2 separate regions of the Mus musculus genome follow, and region 2 is linked to region 1. A link is a loop called in an ENCODE intact Hi-C map of the cell type or tissue named here. Cell type or tissue: heart. All regions are shown on one strand. Links, peaks and the distances in the headings refer to the core of each region. The heading gives the core; the rest is flanking DNA.

Region 1 (12,380 bases), core at 2,794-10,793:
GTGTGTGTGTGTGTGTGTGTGTGTGTGTGTGTGAAGGCCTACCTGCACAGGTCTGCCTCCCAAGGACTGAGATTAAAGGCATGTTCTACTATGCCTGGTTACATTTTTTAAAATTCTTGTATATACGCATATTATCTGTGAGTGTGTGCACATATGCATTCAGGTATACAAGGTGGTCAGAAGAGGGGATTGAATCTCCTGGAGCTGGTGCTACAGTGTGTGTCATCCTCCTGACACAGTGCTGGGAATTAAACCCAGGTCCTTTACAAGTGCACCAAGTGTTCTTAACCACCCCACCATCTTTCTAGCCCTGTTCTAGTTTGTTTTCTAACACTGTGATAAAACATCATAACCGAAAGCAACCTGGGGAGGAAATGGTTTATTTGCATTACACATTCCAATCACAGTCCATCATGAAAGGAAGTCAGGGAAGGGACTCAGGTAGCAACCTAGAGGCAAGAACAGGAGTGGAAACCATGGGGGAACACTGCTTATTGGCTTGTTTCTCATGGCTTGCTTTCTTATACAACAGAGGACCACATTCCAAGGTGTGGCATTGGGACGTTCTGGACCCAATCGTACCAATCATAAATCAAGAAAATGCCCCAAAGATTGGTCTATAGGATAGTCTGATAGAGGCAATTCTTCAGTTAAGGTTCTTTCCAGTTGACTCCATTGTGTCAAACTGCCAAACAAAACTGATTGGCACAATCTCCTAGAATATACTTTTGTCTCATAGTTTCTGTGAGTTACAGGTCTACTTTTAGCTTTTCTTGTTTCTCTGTCTCAGGATCTCACCAGGCTCCCATCAAAGTAATGTCTGGGCTTTGTTCTCACTTGGAGACACAACTGGAGGATGGGCTATGCAGCCAGGTTCTTCTTTTTCCCATTCTTTATATGCTCCCCCCCAGTTTTACTTCCTATTACTAGATAGGAGAGAAGAAAGGATAGAGGAGAGAGGGAGGGAGGGAGAGAGAGGGAGAGAGGGAGAGAGAGAGAGAGAGAGTGAGAGAGAGAGAGAGCTGAATCTAACTTCCTTGAGCATGACTACTAACAAAATGCAACCAACACCCCTGAATGACCACCAACAATCAACCCCTCTCTCGGTACTCTAGCATTTATAAACCCTCTGAAAAGCTCTCAGAATTCCAAACATCACACAATCACAGAAACTATCTGCAGCTGACAAAACCATGCCTCTTCTAGAGCATGAGGCAAATCATAGTCAGCTGTTGTGGACAGTCCAAAGCAGCCTCATAGCTCCACACCTGGGATTAAAATGAAAACATATTTTTATAATATGTTATAACATTTCTATGTTTTTTGAAGAAACAAAAATTTCAGAATTATCACTACATTCTTCCACCCCGTTTTAAGCCATAAATTGTGCTGTGTATAGAAACAGAGACATTTACAATGAATTAAGTGCTTCTCAGGTCAGTGGCCAAGGTTTTCAGGAGACCTCTCCTGCTCATTTCTAAACTTGATCATTTTTGATGTTATGCACAGTTTTTCATTTCCTGTGGAAATATAAACAAATTCATATCCCCAACAGAAAACTTTCACTGGCTTCCATTCAACACATCCTTAAAGTATATAAACTAATTTAATGCCACAGTTTTTTGGTTTTTTGGTTTTTGTTTTTGTTTTTTAATAACCTGGTGACTCTCTCTTGCTGAGTGTTGACGTTTTATGGTTTTTGAATTACTCCTGGACTGAAATGGCTTGTAAATTTTGCTGTGGGGCCTCAAGCTAAGCACTCTTTTTATTTTCCCAACAGCAAGAAAAGAGATATCCAGTTGCCTTGGATATCTCTTTTGGATCTGCATTCCCAATTGTGGCCTTTGTTGAATCACATACACATCCCAGGAAGCCCAGGTGTTCTTTCTGGTGTATATTTAGAAATACCTTTCTGGTTTTAGAAAAACTATTGCTCTTAGAGCTGCCTTGCACAGAGTTTTATTGCAAATGACCACATTTCCTACAACTAAAACACCAGGCATTTTGAGATCTGAAACCTTTAGTGGGTTGATTGCTATTCTTGGTTATCAACTTGACTATATCTGGAATAAACTACAGTCCAGAGATGGAGAGTACACCTGTGATCCACATCTTGAGGCTAGAAGACATGCACCTTTAATTCAGATCTTGAGGCATACCTTTAATCTGGGCCATACCTTTCTGCTGGAGGACTGCATAAGGACAATGGAAGAAGGAAGGGTTTGTTCTTCTTCACCTGCTTGCATTCACTTTGCCAGCACATCTTTTGGAGCTTACTTCTTCAGGATCCCCGCTTATACAGAAGACCAGCTGAACCATCCAGCCTCATGAGATTGAGGAATTTCTAGATTCTTGGACTTCTCATTCATAGCCATTGTTGGGTTAGTTAGACTGCAGCCTGTAAGTCATTCCAATAAATTCCCTTTATATATGTAGATTCATTCTGTAAGTTCTGTGACTCTAGAGAACCCTGACTAATATAAGCAGCTTAGTCATAGTCTCTTTGGTCTTTTTGCAATGACCATATTTCCTGCAATTGAAGCACCAAGCATTTTGATATCGGAGACTTATAGCTATAGATTGGCCTATTATATTAGCACGGTACATGTTAAAACAAATATTGGTCATATCCCTTGTCCACTTGTCTATAGGTGCTGCTTATCCTTTTAATGGTCTAACTTTTTCATTTGGTATTCACATTTTCAAACACCAAGTTTTCTATCAACACCCGCCTTTCTTGCATCAGGGTTTGGTATGGTTTTGTTCATTTCTAAGATTAATCTTTGTTTAAAAAAAAAACAGTGAAGGCTTATCCAGAGACTTGTATAATCTTTGTAAATAAGGTGGACTTTTTCAGGGGTCTTCAATTTTGTCCCAAGCTTTTAAAGCCAGTAAGTCCATTTGTTCTATAGTAACATCATCAAATTGAATCTGTTCTTGTATATCAGAGTGCTACCCATAGCCTAGCAACTGATCTTCTACTATATTCATCCCCTTGCAGTATTTCACTGTTCAATAGTCTCTCCACCGTGTTAATCATTGCAGCTGTCACCAGTCTTTCCCAGTCTTGGGGAATAATTCTATTTTGAGTAGCCCAGTTATTTAGAATTTGTTTTACATATGGCGAATGCATCCCATATAAAATCATGGTCTCTTTAAAATACCTTATCTCTGTCATTTCTATAGGATGCTATCCTATCTTGTCATAAACTTGTTCCAACCACTAATAGGCATATACTGCATGACTACTGGGAAAGCCTTATTACTTCAGGCTGCCCCTCCTCCAACTCTGGCAGAGTGGTTGTATCAAGATTAATCCTGTCTCAAAATGGGCTATGATCAGAGTGCCTTCCTGCTTTTTTAGCTTTTCTCTGACCTGACCACCCTGTGGCACAGTTTCAATCCCTCTTTCCTCCCGGGGGAAACTCCAGCTCGCTTGCTCTGTCACCAGGACTGAGCCTTCTTGTTCTCTCTTCCCTCATGCTCCTCACTTTCTAAGTGTTCCCATCTCTACCTGTAACCTCGTTGCACAGCCAACTCTGCAATCATTTCAGAAACAAGAGAGCAGAATGGCTCATTTTGGTTTCCCATTTCAACAATCTTATGTTTCTCAGGCCCCTCCATTTCCACCTGTGGTTTTCCCAACTGCTCAGTCATTCTTCCAACCTTTTTATGAAACAGAATATATAAAGAAAAAGAAAAAAAAACAGAAAATCTTCTCTGGGAGCAAAGTGGGGGATATCTTAGCAGTAGCAGCTATAATACATTTTTGGGGGGTATCTTGAAAAGAAATATTTACTCCTTTGTTCCCTGCCATTTTCTCTATGCCCTTGAATGACTGCCTCTCAGGGTCCTAGCATTATATATTCTTTGAAAGTCCCCAGAACTCTAAATGCCACACAATAGCAGAAACTCTGCAGCTGATAAAAATCACACCTCTGCTAGAGCGCAAGGCAAATCATAGTCAGCTGCAGCAGACAGTCTGAAGCAGCCCCATATCCCTATACCTGAGACTAAATGAAAACATATTCTTATTATATTTCTGAGTTTTCAAAAGAAGTCAAAATCCCAGAATTGCCACTACAGATCTATTTCCAAACTAACCCCCAATCTTGGGCAGAATTACTTTTTCCTGGATGTAGGACTGTGTAAATGCTTCAAGGACTATTTTAGTCTGTTTTGTTGGCTATTGGGCTAGAGGCTCGCCTAGGTTCTTGCAGGTTGCCATTCTGTTTCCTGCCACATGGACCTCTTCATAGCCAATGTAAAAAGTGAGTTTTGTAGCTAAGCTTGATAGTACCAGCTTGTAAATGAAGAACTTGGGAGGAATAGAAAGAAGGATGGAAGTTCCAAGCCAGCTGAGTTACATACCCTGCCCTGCAATCAAGGACATTTCCGTCGTTAAGGACATTGTGAGTTTGAGAGTAAGACTCATACCAAGATACCATCTTATATGATGTAACATAATCATGAAAGTGATTATATTGTAGTTAACTCATTAGAATCAAGTCAAAGGGTGAAGAGTACACAAAGGTGTAAATCCTGGGGAAGGGGTGACTATGAGAACCACCTTAGAGTCTGTCTATCACAACAGCCATTCCTTTTTTTAAAAAATTTATTTATTTATTTATTGTATGTGAGTACACTGTAGCTGTCTCCAGACACACCAGAAGAGGACATCAGATCCCATTACAGATGGTTGTGAGCCACCATGTGGTTGCTGGGAATTGAACTCAGGACTTCTAGAAGAGCAGTTAGTGCTCTTAACGGCTGAGCCATCTCTCCAGCCCCACAACAGCCATTCCTAATAGTCAAAGATGAAGAAGTAGGATGTGATTCTGTTCTCAAAGCCGAGTCAGTAGATAATCCTTGTAGAAATGAGTGTGCCTAAACCTAGAGGAATTTATTTAGAAAGGACCACAGAGTTAATCAGTTTGATTGATGGAGATCAATGTTGGAGAAGCAGCCTTATGAAACATCAGCAACAACCTCAGGATACTGTTTGTTTGTTTGTTTGTTTCCTACCTATACTGGGTTACACTGCTTTGCAGGGGTGAAATAGTAATTTATTTTTGTTTCATTTTGTTTTGAGCAGGACTAGTGTTTCTCTTGAATTCCCTTGACACACTCTGTTTATGTAGTTTTGGGATCAAACTCAGGACTGTGTGTATGCTGAGCAAACACTCTACCAACTGAACTACATTCCAAGCCCCAAAACAAAAACCACTTTAAAAAAAAAAAGATTCTAGCCCCCAGAAAAAAGGAATTTTAATCTTCTCCTATGTGGCCACTCCAGATTCAGCATGTGTTTCTGTTCTTCGTAAGCAAGAGTGTGCTGGCCCTATCATGTAGCAGAGATAACTATAAATAGTGGCAATAGTGGCAACAGCATGGGCTAATAGAAAAAAAGAGGCAGGCAGAGAATGGATTTTGGATGGTGGCCTTGCCTTAGAAAGTGTACACTTGACTGGGCGGTGGTGGTGCACACTTTTAATCCCAGCACTTGGGAGGCAGAGGCAGGTGGATTTCAGAGTTCAAGGCCAGCCTGGTCTACAGAGTGAGTTCCAGGACTACAGAGAGAAACCCTGTCACCAAAAACAAAAACAAAAACAAACAAAAAACAAAGAAAAAGAAGAAAGTGTATACTTCATCTTGAGCTTTATTTTACTAGTCTAAGCAAAGACAGTATTACAGAGATTTTTATGAGAGTCTTTGGGAAGATGGATCCTAAGAGAATAAGACTTGATGCAGGGGAACTAGTTGGGAGAATTTCCCACTTAAACAGGTGAGGGAAGGCGGAGCTGGGTAAGTTAGTACAAATGGGATGAAAGGAGAAGGCAGATTGGAAAGATATCGAGTTTACAGACCAACAGGCCTTGTTCATTATTAGATATGAGAGATGAGAAGAAGGAAGGAACCAAGGATGGCTTTCTGTTTCTACCGAGTCAACTGGATGCATGGGGAGGACCTGGGACAGGGAACGTAGAAGATAGCTTCATGGGTTGTCCCACACACTGCTTATGTGTGTGTGTTCTGGTACCTCACAGGCCTTCGTTTGAGTTCTCTTTGCACTATAACTCACCCCGTTCCCTCCACTGTACAATGAACACTGCAATGACCTCATTATGTGTATGTGAATTGAATGCAGTGTCTGAAATCAGTAGGCTCCATCGTATTAGTCATTATTACTGCTCAGAAAGGGTTCAGGGAGGAGGCTAAAGATACATGAATGAAACAGGCAGGAAAAGCTTCTGGGAATGAACTCTGGTTAGGTCAAAAGAGGAAAAACAGCGTTGTGGCAGACTAGCTGAAGCCAGAAGGAGGCCAGGCATGGCTGAGCTGTCTGCCACGTGTTGTTAAAGCAGATGAGTCATTGGAAGGGGCAGGTCAGGCTGCCCAGGCCGCAGCAGGCTGGACCGTGTCTACAGGATGACTTCATTGTCAGTGGGAAGCCCAGATCTTCCAAAGCCTTTTTAGTCTCGCACCCCTAAGGAATACATCACTTCTTTTACAGGACTTTACACACTGTCACACTGTGTGGAACTGTCAAAGGCAGTGTAAACAAGACAGAGCGACAAGAATGGGAACCCTCAACTAATGGGAGGGTTTATTGGGACATATTGATATGTCTGTGACTGGGCTCGTTTCCCTACATCTCAGTCTCCTTATTTCTAACATGAGGATGAGCTAACTAGTCTCTGAAGCGTAGGGGAGAACTAGGTGAGCATCTGCTGGTAAATAGAGTGTTGGTGTCCCCCCTCCCGTTGGAAGTCTTTTCCCAGTCTGGACAGCGTTCAGTCCGGCAGGCAGTGTGTACCAAAGGGATGAATGGAAGAATCAAAGGGCGTCCTGCAGCCGACGCGGGCGCGCCGGGAGCCCCGCCCCCTTCCGCTTCAGAGCGCGCGGCGCGGCCGCGGGCGGGTCTTCGCGACCGTTCGCCAGCGCGTGCACGGCTGGCCGCGCTCTGTGGGCGGCAGGCGGGCTTGCCGTGCACGCGCGCGAGGGGCGGGCCGGGCGGGCTGGCGGGCCGGCGGCTGGCGGCGGAGCCCGCGGCGGCGGCGGGTGGCCGGCCGAGCGTGTGCCGGGCGGCGGAGGGCGCGGCGGCGGCGGCTATGCTGCCTCCGTGAGGCGCGCCGGGAAGGTCTCGGCGCCTCAGCCCACAGGAAGCGCGGGGAAACCGCGGGCCGGGTGCGGGTGGCTTCAAGTGCCCGCCGGGCCATGTTGGCCGCGGACCGGGTTTGCCGCGGCAGCGCTGCGGCCCGGGGCCGAGCCAGGCCGGCGCAGTCGCGGTGCTAACGCCCGCGGGGCCCAGACGCGGAGATGAAGCGGAGCCGCTGCCGCGAGCGGCCGCAGCCGCCACCCGCCCGCCGGGAGGATGCGGCTCCGCGGACGGCCGAGTTGCCCCAGCCGCAGTCTTTGCCCCCGCGCCGGCGAGCGCCGCCCGGGAGGCAGCTACTGGAGGAGCGGAGCGGGCCTTTGGGGCACGACAGCAGGGAGCAGGTAAGGTGGGCTGGGGTCCGCCAGCGAGGGTGGGCGCCGTGGGGGAGGGGTCCTCGCGGGAGGATCGGGCTGCGGTGGTGAGGGTGGGGACTACTGAGTCGGTTAGGAGGAGTGGGAGGTCTGACGAGGCTGAGGAAAGGGGAGTGGAGAAATGAAGGTGGGGGCCTGGGGTTGCAGTTGGACGTGGGGTAGGGCGGGTCTGAGGAATGAATAAAATGGTCTTGGGGGGTAGCCTGGGGCTCTGGATGGAGAGAATGGGTGCTGGAATGTGGGCAGGGTGAATGAGCAGCAAAGAGTAGGTTTACTAAATGGAGTTATCTAGAGGCGTGAATAGTTTTAAGGGAGAAATGCCAGTTTGATAGTGTTGACTGGTCTTAGAGTTTATCCCCACAGTTATAAAAACGGGGCATTTGCAAGCATTCTCATTTGGTGGCCATTATACTTTTATAAGCAAGTATTCAGAATCGTTAACGTTCTCCTCAGTAACTATCTACCACTTTAAAACCACTATAAAAAGTGCCTGAATGTGTCCAGTCTCAAGGCCGGTGCTGTGGACAGAGAATCTGTAGATGAAGGCTCTGCTTTCTAGTTTACCCTTAATGGGAAAAGAGATAAAATGTAAAAGTACTCATGGGATTCTCGAATGTACAGGATGTGTAATTTAGTAGACAATAGTAGGTGTATTTATGAGTAGGGAATAAAGGTCGCCAATATTAGGATAAACTTGCTACTCACAGCTGAAGGAAGTTCAGTGAAACGATATTGACAGGGACTTTGTAAGATACGTAATCTCGTTGGATTTTTAGAAAGAATGTTCTGTAGTAATGAACTCCCCTGACAGCATTGCTTTTGTACAGCTTTGCTTCAGACCCCAGTTGAGACCCCATCTTTGAGGCTTTGAAGTTCCAGGTCTCCTATCTTGCTCCTCATATAAAGTAAATGTTCCTATGCATCATTGCTTTGAATTACACTCTGTTAGCCTATGGTTTTAAAATTTTCCGCTTTTTGTCTCCCCACTTGATTCTTTTGGTCTTTGTCATGGCTTCTAGACTGCTGACTGTGTAATCCCCCTCTAGTACCCGTTCAAAACTTTTGAAATATATTTCCTCTACTGACTTAGTTTACCTGGTGCGGTTGACCTTAATGCATGCTTCAGTAAAGTGCTTAAGGCTGTTTGATTCCGCCCCGCCCTTATTTTCTTTTTAAGTTTTTTTATGATTTACTTTTAGTTTTTATGTGCACTGGTGTTTTTCCTTCAAGTATCTCTGTGTGAGCGTGTCAGATTACCTGGTAATGAGCTATATACAGTTGGAGCTCTCACATGGGTGGTGGGGAATTGAACCTGGGTCCTCTGGAAGAGCAGCCAGAGGCTGAAACTCTCCAGCTCCGATTCCCCTCTTTTCAAAAAAGATCTTTTTATTTTCACTTTTTTGCAGCTATGAGTGTTTGCCTGCATGTATGTTAGTGCTTCATATAGTTTGGAAACCAGAAGAGGGAGTCATATCTCTTGGAACTAGAGTTGCAGACAGTTGTGAGCTGCTGGTGGCTGCTGCGAACTAAACCCAGGTCTTTTGCAAAGCAGCAAGTATTCATAATTGTTGAGTCATTTCTCCAGCCAGCTCCCCTCTTTTTTAGAGATAATTTCTATATTCACACATCCTTAACAGTCACAGAGGAAGAACCGGCTATCCTTTTCTCTGAGGCTACATCGTTGGTACACACACCCTTTGTCTGTTAAAAGTCTTACTTATATTGTTCTTTGCCCTATAGCTTAAATAAAAAGTATAATTTTCTTGAAACGTGTAATTTCCTCTCTCCTAATATGCTTTATCTTGTTGCCTTTAACCAACAACATTTTGGGGGGGGCGGTGCGAGTTTCGAGACAGGGTTTCTCTGTATAGCCCTGGCTGTTCTGGAACTCACTCTGTAGGCCAGGCTGACTTCAAACTTAGAAATCTACCTGTCTCTGTCTCCCAAGTGCTGGGATTAAAGGCGTGCCAATAATCTTCTTGAATTTGTATTTTATGTCAGTTTCGTGTGTGTGTGTGTGTGTGTGTGTGTGTGTGTGTGTGTGTATTCCTAATATTATGGTTTGCCTTGTATACTTAGTGCTTTCCCCAAACTGCCTTCAAGGTCATGAGTAACTTTTTTTTGGCTTGCTTTTTAAATTGAGATTTGTTGTAGTTTAATGCATTAATCTAAGGTTCATTTAGTGTGAAATTTTACAGACAAATATAACCATATGTCCATTATTCAGGCCAGGGTAGAGGACGTTTCCAGTTCTCTTACTTTATCCTATTGATTACCCTTCGTTACTGCAGTTAACCACTTTTCCCACCCCAACAGCATAGATTACTCTTTAGCTAAAACTCATAGAAATAATATCGTGGCGTTTGTACTCTTTGTTACTGAATTATTTCATTAAAATAATTCCTGTGCATTCTTCTGTGTTCCTTATAGAAATACTTTCCTTTTTCATTGTTGTATAATTTTCCACAGTGTAGCCATACTAAAACTTATTTTGCAACTTAAAATAAGGTGTGTCTGCCTGTGAAAACATTGTGAAAGAGTTACAAAGAGAATTCTGCTAATGGGTCAGTGAATTTTTTTTTAATGTAATTAAATTTGATAGTTTTCCCAGGTGTCATCTTCTCACTATGTGAACTATTTGCCATTGTTGACCATGTGTTGTGGTCCTGCCAACCCTCCTCCTGGGAATATTCATCTCACTAGTGTTTCTTGGACTGTTCTCTTGTGCTTTTTTTCATTCCTTTCTTAAAACATTCTTTGAAGGTAATATGCTTGGTCCAAATGTTGGTTCTTTCTTGTTCACCATTCTTTAGCAAGCTCCTGCATGGCAGGGGATGGCCGGAGAGCAAAGGTCTGTAGTCTTTCATTCATATATTGATTATAGAACCTCCTGGTAGAGGCATTTGAGTCTTTAAGCCTGATTGTCTCTTTAGATCTATGTTGATAACTTTGTGCTTAGTGTATCAAAACAAAACTCAGTGCTATGGAGGGGGGAGAAAGGGAAAGTAGTGTGTGTGTGTGTGTGTGTGTGTGTGTGTTGAGTCAGAGGACACCTTTGGATATAATTCTTCAGACACCATCCACCTTTTTTTTTTTAAAGATTTTATTTCACATCTTTCTTTCTTTCCTTTCTCTCTCTCTCTCTCTCTCTCTCTCTCTCTCTCTCTTTCTTTCTTTCTTTCTTTCTTTTTTAGCTTTTTGAGACAGTATTTCTCTGGGGAGGCCTGGCTGTGCTGGAACTCTTTCTGTAGGCCAGGCTGGCCTTGTACTCAAAGAAATCCACCTGTCTCTGCCTTCTGAATGCTGGGATTAAAGGCATGCACCACCACTGCCCCAGCTTACTTTCCTCTTAAAAATTATGTGTACATGTGTGTTACTTGTGGGTATGTATATAGGATTTCAGGTGTCTTTCAAGGTTAGAGAAGGTGTTGGGTACCTCAGAACTGGAGTTATAGGCAGTTATGAACCTTACCATGAGTGCTGCAGGCTCAGTTCAGGCCATCAATCAGGTAGAGCAGCAAGCATTTTTTAACAGCTGAGTCATTCTCCCACCTCCTATTTGTATTTTGAGACAGAGTTTCTCACTGCCCTAGAGCTCATCAAATAGACAGTGCAAGCCAGTGAGCCCTGCAGATCTGTCTGGTTTTGCTTTTTAAAAAACAAAAACAAAACAAAACAAGGTCTCACTGTATGGCCCCTGGCTGCCCTAGAACTGACTTTAAGATCAGATTGGATTCACACATACAGAGATCTTCCAGCTTTCACCTCTTATGTGTTGGCATTAAAGGTGTATGCTATCATGGCTGGGTTTGTTTCTTTTTTTTAAGCTTAAGAAAAATACTATTTGTTTGCTTGTTTGTTTATTGTATGTGTGATGAAACATTTAGAATCTTCTAAGCCAGGTGTAATGGTACACAGCTGCAGTACTAGTAGGACTGGGAAGCTGATACAGGAGGCTCATGAGTTCTAGGCCAGTCTGTGCTATGTAGATTCTTTTTAAATAATGACAAAAACCCTCTTCAACTTCAGATGTCTGTTGTGTTTATTGTCATTGCTAGTCACTCCTTTATGCAGTATAATACCAGAATTTATGAATTTTTCTGTCTTCGGAGACATTATTAGCTTATTATTCACAGAATAAAGCGTGAAGACCTTGGCAGTCAAGGTGTACTTGAATTGTTCACGTAAAGAATTTAGATGCCCCTCTGGGTTTCTTAGCGTCTGTGCTTTTGTCCCCCTCTGCTGAGATGAGCTTGTTTTCTTAGTAGTAAGTTCTTAGAAGTTCACACTGTTTTATTTATCTTTGTGTACATAGGTTCAGAATAAATAAAAATAACTACTTGAGATGTAGTTATTTGTGTGAATATTTGTTAGAAACAGATGATTGCTTAGTGGATACCCTAACTGGCTGTCAGTGTCTTATCAGTGAACAAACTTCTCAAAGGCTTTCTTCTTTACTGACTTGTCTCCAAGCCTTTGAATTTTGTTTTGTTTTGTTTTTGGTGTTTTGAACTAGGGTTTCTCTGTGTAGCATTTCATGTCCTGCAATTCACTCTGTAGACTAGGCTGGCCTCAAACTCAGAGCTCTGCCCACCTTTGCCTCCCAAGTGCCTCAACTCTACCTGGCTTGTAATATATTCTTTTATCCATTCGTAGGTATGTCATAGATGCTTAATAAGTGTGGAATGAAAGAAAATTTAAAAAAAAACCCAGTTCTACTCTTTCCTGTTAATTTGTGTTATATAATTCCTATTACTTTATCTTTCTTTCTTGGGATCAGCTTTAAATTTGTCTTAAAGTCACTGACACAGTAATCATGATAAAACATTTTGCCTTTTAGCCTTAGATGC
Region 2 (12,380 bases), core at 4,381-12,380, 92 kb before region 1:
CACAAATAAATATGAAAAAAAATTTAAGAGTTCAATGTGCCAGGTGTAATGGCATATGCCTTTAATCCCAGCACCGGAGAGACAAAGGCAGGCAGATAGTTAAGACCCTATCTCAAAAGATAAAATAAAAAACCGGGCGTGGTGGCGCACGCCTTTAGTCCCAGCACTCGGGAGGCAGAGGCAGGCGGATTTCTGAGTTCGAGGCCAGTCTGGTCTACAAAGTGAGTTCCAGGTCAGCCAGGGCTACACGGAGAAACCCTGTCTCAAAAAACCAAAAAAAAAAAAGATAAAATAAAATAAAATGGACTCTAATATATAATCTTTTTCCTTTTAGCACTTGTTTCAAGTATTAATAGAGCTTGATTTCCAGTAATTACAAGGGAGCTCACTACTGCCTGTAACTCCAGCTCTAGGGATTTGAAGCCTTCTTCTGTCTCCAAAACCACATTCCATACACTCAAAGAGACTTAAAAATATGTTAATTATTCTATAAATATATCTATAGGTACCAAGAAAGTAAGTGAAAATTTAAACTTTTAAGTATAAATAAGGGTTTTCAAGTCAAATGTAAAGTACAGCCAATCTTAAACCTTATGTTCAATATTTTTTTCAGTCCAGGGATTTGGCCTTTAGTCTTAATAACAAAGCTGGTTGTTCACAGAAAATGAAGATAAACATAATGAGGATTTTAAAATCAATTTCTTTAAGAAAGACTATCAGGCTAATGGTGTGTAACTCATTGGTAGTATGTCATGTGCAAAGACCTGGGCCAGATCCCCATAACCAGCACCAAGTTCCATCATCCCACCTTCCCTCAAAAAGGAAACTATAGCTATGCTGGTATCCTATATTTTTATACTTCAGCTGGCAAACTGTAAAGTCTTTTCTTGTTTTGGAAATAATGCTTTGTGGTCTACCAGATACTCCCAGCCACCAGTACATGAAACCTGTGCTAACAGTACTACCTCCAGTGCCTGTTTTGCTGAAAAATTTGTTTGCCAAACAAACCAGTTATGGGCTGATGATTGCTTTGGTAGAGGAATATAAAGTAATAGTTGCCTTTCTATAACTTTTAGTGTATTTGAAATCACCTATAAAATTCAATCCATATTAGGTAATGAATGAACCTTACAATTAAAGTATACCCATAGACAGAAGAAGTTCAGCTTCTCTTATAAAACCATTTTTTAGTATTTTGACTTCCGGTAGTTTTGTTTGAGGCAGAGTGCAATAGCAAACAGAAATCATTGGGTTTAAAAGTCATTTGAAGTGTTAGATCTTCAGCATAAACAAAAACAAGCTAATTTCTAGACCACACCAATACAACGACTTACAAAGTAAATATTATCTTACCTGGAATACCAAGATCCTCCCACAACACAAATGCAAATGTGCCTTTTCTATTTGAAAGAACGAAAGAAAGACTGACAGATAGACCTGTGTGTGCTCCTATGAATGCAGGTGAACTTGTGCCACTCACTGCACGTTGGAGGCATCTCCAATGTCAGCCCATGTCTTCTCCCCTGTCTGAGACAGGGTCTGATTTGCTGCTGCATATGCCAGGTTAGTTCCATGTGTTTCCAGATTCTCCTGTCTCTGCTTGCACAGGATTTCTACAGATAGAAATCTAAATCCTGCCGGGTGGTGGCGGCGCACCCCTTTAATCCCAGCACTTGGAGGCAGAGGCAGGAGGATTTCTGAGTTCAAGGGCTATACAGAGAAACCCTGTCTCAAAAAACAAAACAAAACAAAAAAAAAAAAAACAAAAAACAAAAAAAACCAAACCAACAACAACAACAACAAAAAAACCAACAACAACAAAAAAGAAATGTTAAGTCCTCATGCGTAGGAGGCAAGTACTTTATGCCCCAGCATCTCCCTGACTCAAATTTGCCTTTCTTTTCTTTTTTATCACACAGCATGAGTGTGCAGGTCAAAGGACAATATAATGGAGTTAGTCTCTCCTAACCTCCATGTGGATCTCAGGGATCAAACTCAGACCCTCTCAGGCTTGGCAGCAAATAACTCTACCCAACTAAGCGCTATTGTCTGCCCTAAATTTTGCCTTTTCTATAAACAAGTTTTGTTAGGATACCTTAAAATGGCTCATGCCCCCTAATGTTACAACAGTTTAACTTTCATGTTTAAAAGCAACCAGGACTAGGGGTGGGGTGAGAAAGTTCAACCTCCATCACTGAAAAACTAAACAAACAAACAAAAAAAATCAACTAAGGTCGATGTGGCACAGGCCTTTAACTTAAGCACTAGGGAGACAGAAGCAGGCAGATCTCTACTGAGTTTGACGCAACTATATCTACACAGCAAATTCCAAGCCAATCATGGCTACAGAGTGAAACCAGGTCTCAAAACAAAACACAACAGAACAAATGCCCTCAACCAACCACACAAGAGCAAAGACACATATAGTACTTCAGTAGTAAACACCGTGACAGCTTACTTAGGTTTGTCTACTAGTCAAGTGCATCTCATCTTCATGTTTCACAACACAAAGTAAGGAAAAAAACATCTGCTTAGCAAAGCATGACGTCACACACACCCAATCATAGCTACCTGAAAGGAGGCAAAGCAGGAGGTTCACAGTTCAAGGCCTGCCATGACAACTTAGTGAGACATGGTCTTAAATAACAACAATAAAGATAAAATTAAGTGTAAGAGGGTTGGCTTACCAGCCATGAGGTGTTCAGTTCAATCAATTCCCAGTACCAGGAAGGTAAAAAACAACCCCACAATATGGACTCACAACCATTATTAATTAAGGTAATAAATACAAAGTACTTTGAGCCAGACATGGGACACACAGCTTTGACCCCCAGCCCCTGGGAGGCAGCAGCAAGCAAACTTCTGAATTTGAGGCCAGCCTGGTCTACACAGTGAGTTCCAGGGTAGACATAGCTAGTCTCCAGGGTAGAAGGGGGGAAAAGCAGTTTGGACAAATGGAGAATCTCTTATAAACATCACCTGTCAATAAAAAAGCTGATGGCCAATAAGCTGAGGCAGGAAACAGGAGGTGGGATGTTGTAAGAAGAGAAGATTCTGGGAAATAATGAGATAAAAGACTGGAAAAACAGAGGAGACCAGCATAACCAGAAGGTTAGATGAACTTGGAGAGACTCTGAGGGAAGAAGGCTGAGACTGAAAGAGAGGTAACTAACCACATGGGAGACAGAATAGTTTAAATGGTTAAATAAGTTACAAGCTAGAAAGGAAATGAGCCAAAGCTTATGGCCTAGGCATTTATTAATAAATATTTATAGTCTCATAGTCTGCCTTCTGTGAGCAGGACTGAAAAAAGAAAAGCTGATATAGTTTACAGTCTTTTCTGGCACATTAGTCTTAAACTATAAGATTAAGATTTGCTGTCTTCTGAAAGAAGATTGAGAACTGTTTAAATGAGTATTTTTAAAAACCTCTATTATAGGGCTGGAGAGATGGTTCAGCAGTTAAGAGCACCGACTGCTCTTTAAGAAATCTTGAGTTCAATTTCCAGCAACCATACGTAATGGGATCCAATGCCCTTTTCTGGTGTGTTTGAAGAGAGCAACAGTGTACTTACTTACTTACACACACACACACACACACACACACACACACACAGAGAGAGAGAGAGAGAGAGAGAGAGAGAGAGAGAGAGAGAGAGAGAGAGAGAAAGAATGGGGCAGTGGCAGTAGACACCTTTGATCCCAGCAACCGGGAAGCAGAGGCAGGTAGATCTCTGAGTTCATGCCAGCAGTTTACAAAGTTTGAGGACAGTCAGGGCTAGCTTGAGAAACCATAAATCAATCATATGGGCTGGAGATCTGGATCAGTGGTTAAGACCAATTGCTCTTTCAGAGAACCAGAGTTTAATTCCAAGAACCCAAGCTAACAATTGTCTGTAACTCCAGTCCCAGGGATCCAAGGCCCAACACAGACCTCCGAGGGTGCCAGACAAACGTGACACTCATACACACCGGCAAAATATTCATGCATGTTAATAACAGAATTAATTCATACTTTAGAAAATAAATTATAGGCTGGTGGTATATAGTTTAGTGACAGTATGTTTTGTAGCATACACTAGACTGGGTTTAATCGCCTACACTGAAAATAAAAAGTAGCCAGATACAGCGGAGAATGCCTTTAATTTCAGCATAGGACAGGCAGAAGAAGCAGGTAGATCTCTGTGAGTTCTGGATCAGCATGAATCTACACCAGTGGCTCTTAACCTGTGGGCTTAAGGGGGTCACATAACAGATGTTTACATTATAATCCCTAAAAGCAGAAAAACTAAAGTTATGAAGTAGAAACAAAATAATTTTATGGTGGGAATTCCTCACCACAACATGGGAAATTATATTAAAAGGGGCTCAGCATTAGAAGGCTGAGAACCACTGTCCTACATAGTAGTACTCTGTCTCAACAAATTTGTGTGTCTCTATGTATACAGAAACACACACAAGTACACTCACAGATTTCTTATCATGTACAAATTATTAAAATGGTTGGAGGAAGAAAAAAAAAAAAAAAGCCTGACAGGGTGGTATACTCCTTTAGATAATTCTAGCATTTGAAGGCAGATGGAACCCAGTTCCAGGCCAGCCTGATCTATAGAGTGAGCTCCAGGTCAGCCAAGGCTACACAGAAAAAAACTCCAAAAAAACTCCAAAAAAAAAAAAAAAAACCAACAACAAACAAACAAAAAAGAATTCTGTTACTTCAAAATAAAGGCTTCCCATTCCGTCTCCCAACTTCACGAATTCTTAAAGCACACTGTCCACAATAAACTGAAAGGTTAGACTAACAAATAAATGCAAGCCATTTTAGAACACTCAGAAGAAAGGTAAAAAAGGTGAATTTAGTACTGTAAAATAATGTCAAGACAGAAAGCAATTCTAATTTTCAAAAAGAACTTTAAATGATTTTCTTCCAAGACCAACAAAATAAATAAGTAAATAAATATTTCCTGGGCTTTTGAAGAGATGGTTTAGCAGTTAAGAGCACTTGTTGCTCTTCCAGAGTACCCAGGTTTGACTCCCAACACTCACATGACACCACCTCACAACTGTCTTTAACCCCAGTTCCAGGGGATCCATTATCTTCTGACCTCAATGGGACCTATATGTACGTTTACACAGGAATACATACAGGCACACTACCCATATACATAAGAAAAAAATTCCTAGAACAAAAATTTTACCGTCTAAATGAATATATAAATGTAATTGAAACCAACTCTATGAAAGGTGGCAGTTTATCCTGGGAATGGATCGTCAAAGATCCACAATTTGCACTCTATCTTATCTTTTAAATAGACAGAAATTTCACTCAATCACACCTTTCCAAAAATTAAAATTTGCTATTGTTTTTTTGCACTTCTGGCAGGGTCTTTTTGTTTTGTTTTGTTTTGTAAGCGAAGCTTGCCTTTAGTTAAAAAAAAAAAGTGGGAGAGAAGGACCTAGCATTACACTTCAGAATATATTTTCACTTGCAAAATTGTTTCTTTATTTTGTAAATGCCCAAATTTCTTGGGTTCTGAGGTGAAAACTACCATAAAAAACATGAGACCTCATGAGTGGAGCAGAAGTGATAAAAGCGCTCTAATCCCAGGACTCAGGGTCTGAGTTCAAGCCCAGCAAGGACTGCAGAGTGAGTTCTAGAATAGGCAGGGCTACACTGACAAACCCATTTTGAAAACAAAAAACATTCGACCACCAACAAACTACAAATCTGTCTACTGGCGTCTAATACTCTTTAGTTTTTGATGAGATTTACAAAAAAAGTGGCTTTATTACTAAACAAAAACCATGAACCACCACTAACTTCTGGTTTTCCGGGTAAGAGTTATCAAAGTTAAACTATTCAACACATTATACATGCCAACCTCAGAGTACAAAAGTGGCAGACAAAACTGATACCACAGCACAATTTCAGAACTATTCACAACTACCAAAAACAAAAAACCGCACCCATTCTTATGTAAACTTTTGCAGTAAACTTCCTGAGCCTCACCTTCGCTTACACCTACCCTCTTCAAAGGTACCAATTGTCAAAAACTCCTAAGAGAAAACGTCCCATAGGGGAAAAAACGACTGAAATGTTATTATATTTAAGCATTTAAACAGGGTTCTTCCTCAGGCTACAGCCATTTTAGATTCAGTATCTTTTGAATTTTATGGGTTGGGAAGATTTAGCATGGAATAAAAACGACTAGTTAAGCCACTTCAACTAATCAAACTTCCACTCCAATGGGACGGAGTTTGGTAGATAACCAGTAAGACAATCTGAAGTTGAAAAGGTCTCCCTACCCCAGAGAACCGCGACTCCGGGCGTGGAAGTTCCCTTTCGCCCAGATAGTCCACATTTGACTTACACGACTTTTTCCTCGTTAAGTTTCTCTTAACTGGAAAACAGAAGCCTTCGGCTCTTATTTTAAAGAAAGGTAAAATAATAATAATAATAATAGTAATGATAATAATGATAATAAAACCCAAGTAAACCAAATCACTCAACCACTATCAAGCCGGAACTCCTGGAGAGGAGCCGGAGCCGCAGGTGAGCGTTTCCGACCGGGAACTGAAGTTGAAGTCGGAGAGCTCTGGAACCGCCGCGGCGACGCTAGTGTGCAAGACTCCTCCCGTTGGCGGGGGGGAGGGGGACGTTCCAACTCGGCGACTCCCAGGTCCCTCGTCCACCCCGGCGGACCCACACCCAACCACCTGTGCAAGACCTTCTTCTAACTAGTTTTCCTAGACGGCCAGTTAGGTGCCGGCGGAGCCCGTGCCGGGACCACTCCAGGTCTCCTTCTGCTCGGTGTCCAGGACCCATACTCACCCGGCAGCGGCGGGGCTACGGTCAAGGACGACTCGCGGCGTCTGAGGACGCGTCCTCAGCTTCTCCGACCAGCAGAGGTGACTAGCCCACAACCATAACAAAGCTCTTCCCAAAATGGCTGCCCGGCCCACAAGGCCCAGGAGGGGGCAGAGCGGGTGGAGGAGGAGCGACGGCCGGCTGGGCCCTCCCTCTGCCGCTTCGGCCCGCCTCCTTCACGCCCACTAGCACCGGCGCACGCGCAGGCGTGAGCTCCAGCTTTCGTGACCCCGCCCGGGCGCCCGCGGCTCGCTCTGGAAACGTTGGGCTGCTCCTGCAGCGGTTACTTCCCGCCCCGCCCCCGGCGCCCTTCGGCGCGACGCCGGTCGGTCCACTCTCCCTTCCGCAAAGCCTTCGCCTCTCCTTGTGCCGCTCTTGGGGCGAGGACCAGCCGAATTCAGCACGCCCCTTTAAAGCTCCCAGCCGGGTCCTCCGGCCTGGGAGCACGTGAATATGGGAGGATATATTTGTACCAGTTCTTCCCCCACCCATTCTTTCTTCACCTTCTCACACCTCGATTGTGAACCAGATGCTTCGCCAACTACTAGAATTGTCAAACAAGTAGCGGAAGAGTGTGTTTTCCGAGCCCTGTACACCTTTGCCCCTCCATTCACAGGCGCGCGCCGTGGAAACTACAGTCCTAGGCAAGCCATAGACACACACATACTCCCGCCCCTCCGGACTAGAGCATGCGCGGCGGTGTGGGCGCACTACCTGCCGGGAGTTGTAGTTCATGGGCATTGCAGGCGTCACGGAGCCGCCAGAATGGAGGGTTGAAATCTGCTCCAGCCCAGTCTTTGCTAATAAACCCCCAAAAGAGTCTATAAGCACTCTCTTGGCTATTGCACGACAGGAAGGGACCGTACAACCTTGCCAGAGAAGGTAATAAAACTGGCGGACAGCGTCTCACTAAAAACGAATGTTTCAGGAAGTTAGTTTTACTGCTTAGAATGGAGGAAGTAGTCAAAAAGGAGTCCCTACGTAAATGAACTCTCCTTTTTGTCTTCAGCTTTTTACACAAGGAGCCAAGAACGCTCGAAGTACTTGGTAGCTGTTCCTTTTGGTCGACAGATGGCAGGTTGGGGGTGGGAGAGGAGACTTAGAATAAATCACACAGAGGATAAATTCAACAATGTTACTTCCTGGATGACCTTCAAGCTCAATGCCCCTAACGCCACACTTTGATTCATAGAATTCTGAATGTTGGGCCCCAGTCTTCTGTATTCCTCAATGTAATTTCTAGGTAATAGAGAATAAGGTAAAAACAAAATCAACACCTCTTTCTCGCCCAGTGGTAGTAATAAAGGACTCAAATGCGGAGGAAGATGTGTCCAGTCGACTCAACAACGTTGTTTTGCAAGTTAAGCGTTCCAGGCAATCCTGCCTTTAAAAAAATAAAATAATTCCGTAGGCCAAATCAGCCAACTCCAAGTCTCCTCCTAGCTTCTTCCACTACTGTTACTGGGGGTTATTTCAGAAATTGTACTCTACTTCCTGAATATGTGTGTGTGTGTGTTAAACTGGTTAGAGATCCCATAACAGAGACTTGTAAGGTATCTGAAAGCTGACTTCAATTAGAATATTTTAGACTAGCCCTCAGCTCTGTGGTTAAAGGCACTTACTGCTCTTACAGAGAACCTCAGATCAGCTCCCAGCACCTATACTGTGGGGAATCCAAGCCTCTCGCCTGAGTGGGCACATGCATGAACATCCACATTAAAAATAATGTAAAATAACTGAGGGAGGGAAGCATTCAAAAACGGAAAGAGAAGAGTCGGAACTTGCTACCGTTAATTCCCATCCGGACCCATTTTCCTGCACTCAGGAAGTGGGGGGGCTGTGTGATTCCAGTTGCCGGAAGTGTTGTTTCGGTGTTTCTGGTTGAATTTGTTCAACTTTTGCGCCGTGTGATGGTGGCAAGTACGTTTCAGGGTTGTCAAGGGTACACTTTGGGAAGGAGGTGGTGGTGGGGTCACTAAGGATTGGTATTGGTATATAGATGTATAGTTACCCCACGCGTCTTAAGGACCTTTTGTGTCTAAATTCCGCTCGTGTCGCTAAAATGTCAGCTAGGAGCTTCCAGTTTGTGGTAGTTGCGTTGGCGAAATGAAAACATTTGGTCATTTTTTTTTTTCGTGGAATGAGCGAGTTGGCCACGGCTTTTAGTTTTTTAATCTCCACATCAGCTTCTGTCTCAGGGCTTCAGCCTGATTATAATCCTCCAAAATTAGAAAACACGTGCTCCACTGGTTACTGAATTCCAAAAGGTGGAGAATATATGGAAAACATTTAATTACATTGCTTGATTCACAACAAAGCGATATTTGTGGCTGCTCTCATTTATAGTGTAAAAATTCCACAGCCCCGAGTACACAATAACTAAAGAGAATATATGATTATTGGGAACAAAAGGTATAACTGTCAGTTTTAAAGATGAGGCACTGGTGCCTAAGAAGTGGTAGAGATGTTTGCTAAATCCAAATGTTCAGTTTCACATTGCTCTTTTTATTAAACCAAACAGCCAAAACTAAAATTATTCTTCAGAAAACAAAAACAGCACAAAACGTATTTCCTTAATATGTGACACTTTGGCAAATAAATACATAAATAAATCAAAATAAATTATGTTTCATCGAAGAGATTTTCTTGACTTTTTGTTGTTGTTGTTGTTGTTTTGGGTTTTTTTTGAGACAGGGTTTCTCTGTATAACCCTGGCTGTCCTGGAACTCACTCTGTAGACCAGGCTGGCCTTGAACTCAGAGATCCGCCTGCCTCTGCCTCCCAATGCTAAGTGCTGGGATTAAAGGCGTGCACTACCACTGCCCAGCAACGACTTCTTATAAATGTATAAAATGTATACAATTAAGCGATATCTTGTTTTATGTATAGGGCGTTGCTTCAAATTCAGCCATCCCCCTCAACTATAAAAATATATGAATCGGAATTGCATTTTCCCTGGACAAAACCCTGAGCAGAAACCAGAATGCTACACTTCATCCAGAAAGTTTCTGGAGCATCTTCAAAGGTTAGTTGAGCACTATTTGTCAATAACTGTTTGGCTATGGCAGATATAGAAATATGTATTCAAGTGAGGAAGGAAAACAATGGGCAAATTATAAATAAGTAAAATATTTACTATGTCAAATAATAACTGCTATGGAGTACTATACATCAGGGAAAGAGAATAGGGAATATCAAGAATAGAGAGAAGCCGGGCATGGTGGCACATGCCTTTAACCCCAGCATTCGGGAGGCAGGCGGATTTCTGAGTTCGAGGCCAGCCTGGTCTACAAAGTGAGTTCCAGGAGAGCCAGAGCTACACAGAGAAACCCTGTCTCGAAAAACCAATAAATAAGCTACAGAGAAACCCTGTCTCGAAAAACCAATAAATAAATAAATAAAATAAAAAAATAGAGAGGACCAGGGCTCTAGTTTGACCCCAGCACCCATGTTGGGTGGCTCACAACCACTGCTAATTCATCATTAAAGGACTTGAAGCTTCCACTGAGGGTACCCACACACATGAAAATAAGAATAAATCCTACCAGAAAATAATAGACAGGATTATATAACATAAATAGGAGGTTAGAAAAGAAGAATGGCCATGTAGGCAGCTGAAGGAAAAGCATTCTTACTGAAGACAAAAGGAGTAAAGACCAGCAGGAGCTCAGTCCCTGCATGCTTCTCGGGGCTCACCATGACTGGTAAGTAGTGCTCCTTTTAATTTCAAAGTGATATTTTTTAAAGAGCTTTTTTTTAAAAATGTGTATGGGTGTTTTGCCTACATGTATATCTGTGTTCCACCTGTATGTGATGTGTGTGGAAGCTAGGAGAAGGTGTAAGATCTCCTTGGAACTGGAATTACAATTGGTTGTAAGCCACCACATGTGGCAGGAATCAAACCTGGATCCTCTGGAGAAACAGCCAGTGCTCCTAATCACTGAGCCATCCCCCCCACCTCCAATTTATTACTTTATATATGTGGTGTTTTGCCTACATGTATTTCTCTGTACCATGTGTTCTTATTTTTAAACTTTGTCTTCTGGTTCTGTTTCCTTCATAGATGCTGAAGAACCCTTTTACAGTGAGACTTGGAGCTGGCAGAATAGACATACTTTCTCTCAAGACATGTCTACTGCAGAACTTTTCCTCTTTGCCTCCAAGAACTTGGCTTTCCCCATCATTTCAAGTGTGTATGAGGAAGATACAATGCTATCATGTGTCACCATGCAACTTTAAAAAGCAGAAGGCAGTCCTTCCTCCAAAGAAACGAAGCACCATCACTTACCTACTCGATAGCCCAAAGCCAGCTTTATATATAACTCTGGCGGGGTTAATCCCCTTTACTGCTCCCCCACTTCTCATGGTAATAACAAAGTCTTATATCCCCGTCCTAGCTTTCACTCAGATGGCTTATGGAGCCGGTTTCCTAGCTTTCTTGGGAGGGATCAGATGGGGTTTTGTTCTGCCAGAAAGTAGTCCAGCCAAACCAGACTACATTAATTTAGCTAGCAGTATGAGTCCTATTCTGTTTTCATGGGCAGCCATCCTATTTTCTGAAAGACTCAATGAAGCCATAGTCACATTAATAATAGGTTTAGGGATAGCATTACACAATGAACTTTTCCTCTTACCACATTATCCCAACTGGTTCAAAGCCTTAAGGATTGTAAGTACTTTAGTGGCTTTTATCTCATTTGTAGTCACTTTAATACTTGAAAATATTTATCCAGAAAAAGGGCCCAAGAGACCCGATTAAATAGAAATATAAAAATACTTTCTTGGTATTATTTACAGTGTCTGTGGAGGCCAGAAGACTGTTGAATCCCCTGAAGCTAGCTTTTTTTTTTTGTTTTGTTTTGAAGAAATATTTGTTTATTTTATATGAGTACACTGTAGCTGTCTTCAAACACACCAGAGGTGGGCATCAGATGCCCATTGCAGATGGTTGTGAGCCACCATGTGGTTGCTGGGAATTGAACTCAGGACCTCTGGAAGAGCAGTCAGTGCTCTTAACCACTGAGCCATCTCTCCAGAGACCCCTGGAGCTAGCTTTACAGACAGTTCTGAGCTACTCAATATCTAGGCTGGGAGCTAAACTTGGGTCTAGAGCAGTACATAGTCTTGAGCATTGAGCCTGTATCTCTTATCCTGTAAAGCTGCATTTTAGCATCACAATTATGTTCCTCCTTTGGCTCCTTCCTCCCCACCCCCACCCCCCCACAGGTAGGAATTTATTCTTCATACATAGTTTTTGTTTTTGTTTTCTAAAGAGTATTTCTTTTAGCCAGATGGCGGTAGTACACACCTTTTATCCTAGAAGAAAGGAGGCAGAGGCAGGTGGATCTCTGAGTTCGAGGCCAGCCTGGTCTATAAAGAGAGTTTCAGGAGAGCCAAGGCTACACAGAGAAACCCTGTCTCAAAAAGTTACAGATATCCACCTGCCTTTGCCTCCTGAGTGTTGGGATTATAAAAATTATTTCAGGGCTGGTGAGATGGCTCAGTGGGTAAGA

Evidence for each region. Hi-C counts contacts between places; a loop is a spot of excess contacts. Peaks named below come from ENCODE experiments on the same cell type or tissue, not always from the same donor. Only the 100,000 strongest peaks of a DNase experiment are listed, where the experiment ranks them.
Region 2: it touches region 1 in a loop (7-fold over the local background); 6 of 42 quality-filtered maps call a loop at or near these places.

Annotation. Positions count from the first base shown.
Region 1 is chr4:116,458,856-116,471,235 of GRCm38, reverse strand. It overlaps Mast2 (microtubule associated serine/threonine kinase 2), which reads left to right and starts at 7,013. Exons shown (of 30, transcript NM_001369061.1): 1 at 7,013-7,500. The coding sequence starts at 7,321. In heart, for the core only: a CTCF peak has its summit at 7,455; DNase peaks (open chromatin) are centred at 6,375, 6,935 and 7,545; H3K4me3 peaks cover 2,592 bases; H3K27ac peaks cover 2,023 bases.
Region 2 is chr4:116,552,280-116,564,659 of GRCm38, reverse strand. It overlaps Tmem69 (transmembrane protein 69), which reads left to right and starts at 8,717. Exons shown (of 3, transcript NM_177670.4): 1 at 8,717-8,787; 2 at 9,757-9,892; 3 at 10,931-12,380. The coding sequence starts at 9,851. The coding sequence ends at 11,626. Gpbp1l1 (GC-rich promoter binding protein 1-like 1) reads right to left here and starts at 7,002. Exons shown (of 12, transcript NM_029868.3): 1 at 6,832-7,002. In heart, for the core only: a CTCF peak has its summit at 6,951 (motif pointing right); DNase peaks (open chromatin) are centred at 7,049, 7,559 and 8,709; H3K4me3 peaks cover 4,208 bases; H3K27ac peaks cover 3,710 bases.